Regions from separate parts of the Homo sapiens genome. Here region 1 is linked to region 2. A link is a contact called in ENCODE Hi-C data. All regions are on one chromosome and are shown on one strand. Each heading gives the region's core, a stretch centred on a gene start or an enhancer-like site at or near the end of the contact. The rest is flanking DNA. Distances are from core to core; before and after follow the strand shown. Region 1 has its middle 150 kb from the start of TMEM200A. Region 2 overlaps ARHGAP18 (Rho GTPase activating protein 18).

Region 1 (2,956 bases), core at 317-2,816, 830 kb after region 2:
AAATACAAAAAGTAGCTGGGCGTGGTGGTGCATGCCTGTAATCCCAGCTACTTGGGAGGCTGAGGCAGGAGAATCGCTTGAACCCAGCGGGGCAGCGGTTGCAGTGAGCCGAGATCGCACTATTGCACTCCAGGCTGGGTGACAGAATGAAACTCTGTCTCAAAAATAAATAAATAAATAAAAGCCATTTTGTCCTACTTTGAGGGCCTACAAAAAGGTGTTGAAATCTTATAAATTAAAAAATAAATGAGGTCTATAAATTGCCTATAAAACACCTAACCTTTATTGTCTCACTTGTTACTTCCAACAAACCTGTGAGATAGGTTGTCTTCTTCATTTTATAGGTAAGAAAATAAGGTACAGATGAACTTGCATAAATAATCAAGTTAATAAAGCAGAGCTAGGATTTAATCCCAGGTGACTTCTTGAAAGGATGAAGTCTTGACCACTAGGTGTTGCTTCCTGTGTGAATTAAAAAGCTGTTGGGCTTTTTTTTTTTTTAACTTTGTGCAATTTTTAATGATTTTTATTCCTTTTAACATATCCAACATCCTTGTTTTTATTTCATGGCAATGGTGTTGAGTTGTGAATGTTCTAATAGAGAAGCCAGTCTAGCAGTCTGAACTCAAACTTGCCATCAATGTTCATACAGTGAGAAAGTGTTATGGTTTGGCTCTGTGTCCCCACCCAAATCTCATGTTGAATTGTAATTTCCAATGCTGGGGGCAAGATGTGGTGGGAGGTTATTGGATCATGCGGGTGGATTTCCCCCATGCTGTTCTCATGATAGTGAGTTCTCACGTACTCTGATGTTTTAAAAATATGTGACACTTCCCCCTACACTTTCTTTCTCTCCTGCCGCCACGTGAAGAAGGTACTTGCTTCCCCTTTACCCTTCCACCATGATTGTAAGTTTCCTGAGGCCTCCTCAACAATGCTTCCTGTACAGCCTGAAGAACTGTGAGTCAATTAAACCTCTTTCTTGATAAATTACCCTGTCTCAGGTAGTTCATTATAGCAGTGTGAGAACAGATTAATACAGAAAGTATCCTCAATTTTTGGTGCATTCATTTTACATTCACATAGTTCCCTGAGCTTTATTCCATAATTTCACTAACTGTTCTCTGTAGCATGTGTGGGATCCTTCTACTAGACAGGAGGCATGTTGAGGGCAAGGACTGTCATTTTCTCTGCTTTATACTCCCAGGAATTAGCCCTGTTCCTGATACATAGTAGGCACTTAATAAATGTTTGCTGAGTGAATAATGAAGGGAAACTCCACCTTAAATTCTTTTCAAATTCTTCACTTTACCAATAATATAACTGGGGCAGAAATCAGCAAAGTCGACTTACCAAAGATCTACATTTATTGTGTGGTAGACACAAGGCCCCTCGAGTCCAGAATCTATGCCTAGTGCTGTTTTCTCCATGGATAACTAAAATCTATGAGTACAAATAGGAAGAAAGAGAGAGTCTGCCTATAGAGTGAAAATTGCAGATATATTCTGTTACCTAGCGACATCATGAGAAGTGTTTCAGTTTCATCTCTCATAAAAACAAAGGACACCATTGTTAGTATCTGACTCACATCAGTGCTGTGACAACGCAAGGTGTCTCAGCACCTGGAAGAAACCAGCAGCATTAGTAAGTGTTCCCATTATAGAACCACTAATGAGGCAATTTGTTAAACCAGCATCCCCCTGCAAACCAAAATCAGACAAATGAGCTGGTACATTTGAAGGTTCAGAAAAAACAAATTCTCAGTAGAAATAGAAATGAGTCTATGCCAGGTATTTGTGACACATTAAATTCATCTGAGGCAATTATCATGACTCATCATCAAATGGAAAACCTAGGATATCCGGCCTGTTCTGCTGGAAAAAGTGGTTGTGAGGGTGCCAGCAGGTAGGATGGTTTTATTTGGGAGGACTCTCCCTTCTCCTAATCCACTGAGTAACAATGCATGACCAGTAATATTTTCAAAGGAACTGTAAGGAAATTGTATTGATACTTATGTTCTGATATGATGAATTAGCAGACGAAGTAATTTCTTAACCTGACACTCAAGTCTTCTATGATCTGATGGCCACAAGTACCTCTGTACCCCGTAATACTCATTTTACTGAGAGAATATCTGCATCTCTTTACTCATGCTGTCTCCTACCTTGCCAACCTAACCTCCTCCTGTGCATCCACCTATAAGACCCCACTCTTGGAAATACTGGGACTTACGCCCTCCTCCTACACTCAGTACTGACCTAGATTCCAGCTTCAGCAACTCTAGCAACACTGCCCTTAACCTTTTGCCTTTGGAAACTTGGCAGCATCATCTTCGAAGGATCCAAACCCAGGCTCAAGTCCAGTGAGTTTTCTCTGGTCCTGTGCCTGAGCAGCCCAGCTGGCACAGCATGGGTAGAGACCACCTGTTTCCTGTCAGCTTCCCAATCCCCCTTCAAAGTACTCAATAAATGTGTGCTGCTAGGTGATGTGACACAGAGAGGGTTTTGTCGGATAGAAGAATGCTGCCACACATCTATTTTTACTTGACTTATTTAACAGTTTGGAAGGACATGCACAATTGCTCTACACAGTATAGATCTGGCCACCCAAGAGATGGCTCAGACTCACCAGGGGACAGGGGACAGCCAGTGCTGAGGAGTGCCTGCCTTTCTGCTCCTGGCTACACTGTGTCCCAGAAAAGACATTTTCTCACAGCCAAAAAGCAAGCAGTCACATCCCTGAAAAAGATATTTTTCTTAACTCTGCACCTAGAAAATCATTTGGAGGATGGTACTAGCAAGGACTGCTAGCTCTTACAGACAGATGACCTCAGAGAAGAGCAGGGGACTGAGGGGGGTGGAAATCCTGTGGTCTAAGTCTTAGCTTAGACTCTAATTGAGATGATAGAACTGTTACTTAACTAGCAGTTTCTTTTTGTCTCTTCTTTTATAAAATA
Region 2 (2,893 bases), core at 4-2,503:
CCATATAATACATTTTAATCAAAAGACATAGCTTGATAATATTACTATATTCTATTGATTGTTCTATTTCTTTCTTTCTCGTTCTGTTTCTCCTTTCTGTTTTTACCACCATGGTTATTCACAGACTTATATACTTCAGGAAAAAAAAAGTGAGAAATGTGTTTTGTTTTTTCTTTTTTTTTTTTTGTTTTTTTTTTTGTTTTTTTTGAGACGGAGTCTCGCTGTGTCACCCAGGCTGGACTGCAGTGGCGTGATCTCGGCTCACTGCAAGCTCCACCTCCCAGGTTCACACCATTCTCCTGCCTCAGCCTCCCGAGTAGCTGGGACTACAGGCACTCGCCACCACGCCCGGCTAACTTTTTGTATTTTTAGTAGAGACCGGGTTTCACCATGTTAGCCAGGATGGTCTCGATATCCTGACCTCGTGATCTGCCCAATTCAGCCTCCCAAAGTGCTGGGATTACAGGCGTGAGCCACCACGCCCGGCCTTGTTTTTTCTTTTAATTTGAGGTGGAAGGAACCAGCACAGGGTTGTTGGTTTTTTTATCTGCCAAGTACGGGCTTTTTTTCCCGTAGAAATGAAAAACTATATCTACTTGCATTAGCTTCATTTCATTAAAACATTGATCACACGTTAATAATTTGTGATCAAATTCATTTACGTATAAACAACCAATATCAGATCCTTTCATATTTTGATTAGCAGTATGAATTACAGAGCGGAATGATAACAAGTCAGAGAAGAAAAAAGCCCTGATGAGTCAAAAATGTAATGGAAAATAGAGGTTGGAGATGGCAAAATCTTTCCTTATTTCACAATTTTCTCTGGGGCCAGCCCAATTTACCTTTCACAACAATGCAATAACAAAGCAGCAAGGTGTATCTCTGCCTTGCACAAAGTGGATATGGTGAATGAGAACACCATCAAGAATCATAAAATGATGTGGGCATACCTGGAAAGTAACGTGGAGGTGTAACCACGGCGGGGGGGAGTTCTGCTAAGAAAGGAAAGGTGAGAAAACACTTGGGAGAAAATGGCTTTTGAAAATGTGAATTGAAAAGAGAAGGAGCTCAAAGCCAAGAAACTGACACTGACAGCGCGAGATGATTGAAGTGCAGATTAGGATTGAGTTGGGGCGTTGAAAAATAAAGTACAGATCTGAAAAATCTTGGAGAGAAAAAAATAACAAAGCTTAGTAAGAGCTCCTTGAGCAGGCCTGGGGAGAGAGATGTCAGTGATGACTCAGATGTCAGGAGTGGCAAGGCAGGCCAGCTGCAGGACTGCCAGTGACAGGAGGAAGTAGGAGAGGAAATGATGCATGCGATAGCTAAGAAACACTATAAATGGCTACATATCTGTGGTTTCTCCAGCAAAAATGCATGTGCAAAACGTTCTGTATTCAGTACCCTAGTTAAAATATAACTGTGGGGAGAGCAACAGATTAACTACACAAACTGTTGCTTTAAGATAGCATGCCTAGGAATGTGCATGGGAAAAAAATACTGAGGCAAAATAAAATTCAATTGTGGTTAGCTCTAGAGTAGTATTATATTAATAATATAAGTGACTTTTGCCTCCTCTTTTGTGCTGCTATTTTTCTAAATTTTCTCTATTGAGAATGTTGTCTTGTAGGGCAAAGTTTTGAAAGTTCCTAAGTGAACATGTTAGAATGCTGTGTGTTAGTTTGTAAATTTCATGGAAACACATACACACCAGAACGCATCCACCAACATTAGGTGTCATGGAGCCTGCGGCACACAGAGGGTCCTCCAAAACAGCATTAATATATCCGTAGAAGTCCATGGGAATCATCGTAGTTGGCCATCTGGTGACTTTCACGTGTTTAGCATATAATCAGAAGTACACAGATTGACCATACTTTACCCAAATCATGAAAGCCAAGAAATTTGTCTAATAAATAAATTACTTAACCCGAAGCCTAATACTACCCCAAGGAATTTTTCAGTAAGATCTGTGAAATGCCCTCTAGAATCAGAGAAGATATCAGCACTAAGATATTTGAGTATTAAATACAGTGTTTCATGATCCTAGAAAAGTGGAATGGGTACTTCCAAAGTAAACTGGGCAAATCCAATATGCAAGGTCACTGAAATAGAGAAACGTCATTACTGCTTTCTCAGACTCCGGCGGTGGACACTGGACACAGCGTAGTAATTAACAGGACAGCCTCTGGAACCAGGCTGCCAGGGTTTCAAAGCAGCTCCACCACATTCCTAGCATGTCACCTTGAGCAAGTTTTCTTCACTTTTGGGCCTCGGTTTCCCCAACTATAAAATAGAGACCATAACTATACCTACTCTCATAGAATCATGAAATATAGGGCTGGGCACAGTGGCTCACATGTGTAATCCCAGTACTTTGGGAGACCGAGGTGGGCGGATCAATTGAGGTCAAGAGTTCAAGACCAGCCTGGCCAACATGGTAAAAACTCATCTCTACTAAAAATGCAAAAATTAGCCAGGCATGGTGGCAGGCACCTGTAATCCCAGCTACTTGGGAGGCTGAGCTAGGAGAATCACTTAAACCTGGGAGCCAGGGGTTGCAGTGAGCTGAGATCACACCACTGCACTCCACCCTGGGCCAACAGAGCAAGACTCCGTCTAAAAAAAAAAAATTGTGAAATATAAATGAGTCAATATTCAAATATAGGATATTATAAAGCACACAATACCAGGCAAATTGAAGGTACTGTATAAAGGTTATTGTTACATATTTTTCATTAAAAAGAGATGTCAAAAAAGCCCAGCCTTCTCAAAAATTCTATTCAGACTTAAATGCAACCATTAAATGTGCTGATCACGGTGATCACTTGATAGTTTTTTCCATATTCAAAAATACAAGGCAGCTTTTTTTTTTCCTCTCCCACTTCCT

The links. A loop is a pair of places that touch in the nucleus more often than their neighbours do. Pooled maps may share reads with other maps.
Region 1: a loop to region 2 is called in a map with no recorded cell type, with 5 times the contacts of the local background. The contact joins two enhancer-like sites. A Hi-C loop is called at or near these places in 1 of 168 maps with a recorded cell type or tissue (naive thymus-derived CD4-positive, alpha-beta T cell), 1 of 37 single-sample maps with no recorded cell type and 9 of 50 pooled maps.

The regions. Positions count from the first base shown.
Region 1 is chr6:130,515,950-130,518,905 of GRCh38, forward strand. No RefSeq gene overlaps it. Among named protein-coding and RNA genes, the nearest start is that of TMEM200A, 150 kb to the left of the region's middle. RefSeq lists an enhancer at 1,214-2,413. Within about 2 kb of position 1,567, at least 5 of the 41 ENCODE cell types and tissues checked have a DNase peak (open chromatin) inside an H3K27ac peak, as active enhancers do.
Region 2 is chr6:129,682,883-129,685,775 of GRCh38, forward strand. All of the region lies in intron 1 of ARHGAP18 (Rho GTPase activating protein 18), which reads right to left. Among named protein-coding and RNA genes, the nearest start is that of ARHGAP18, 26 kb to the right of the region's middle. RefSeq lists an enhancer at 1,162-1,456. Within about 2 kb of position 1,254, at least 35 of the 41 ENCODE cell types and tissues checked have a DNase peak (open chromatin) inside an H3K27ac peak, as active enhancers do.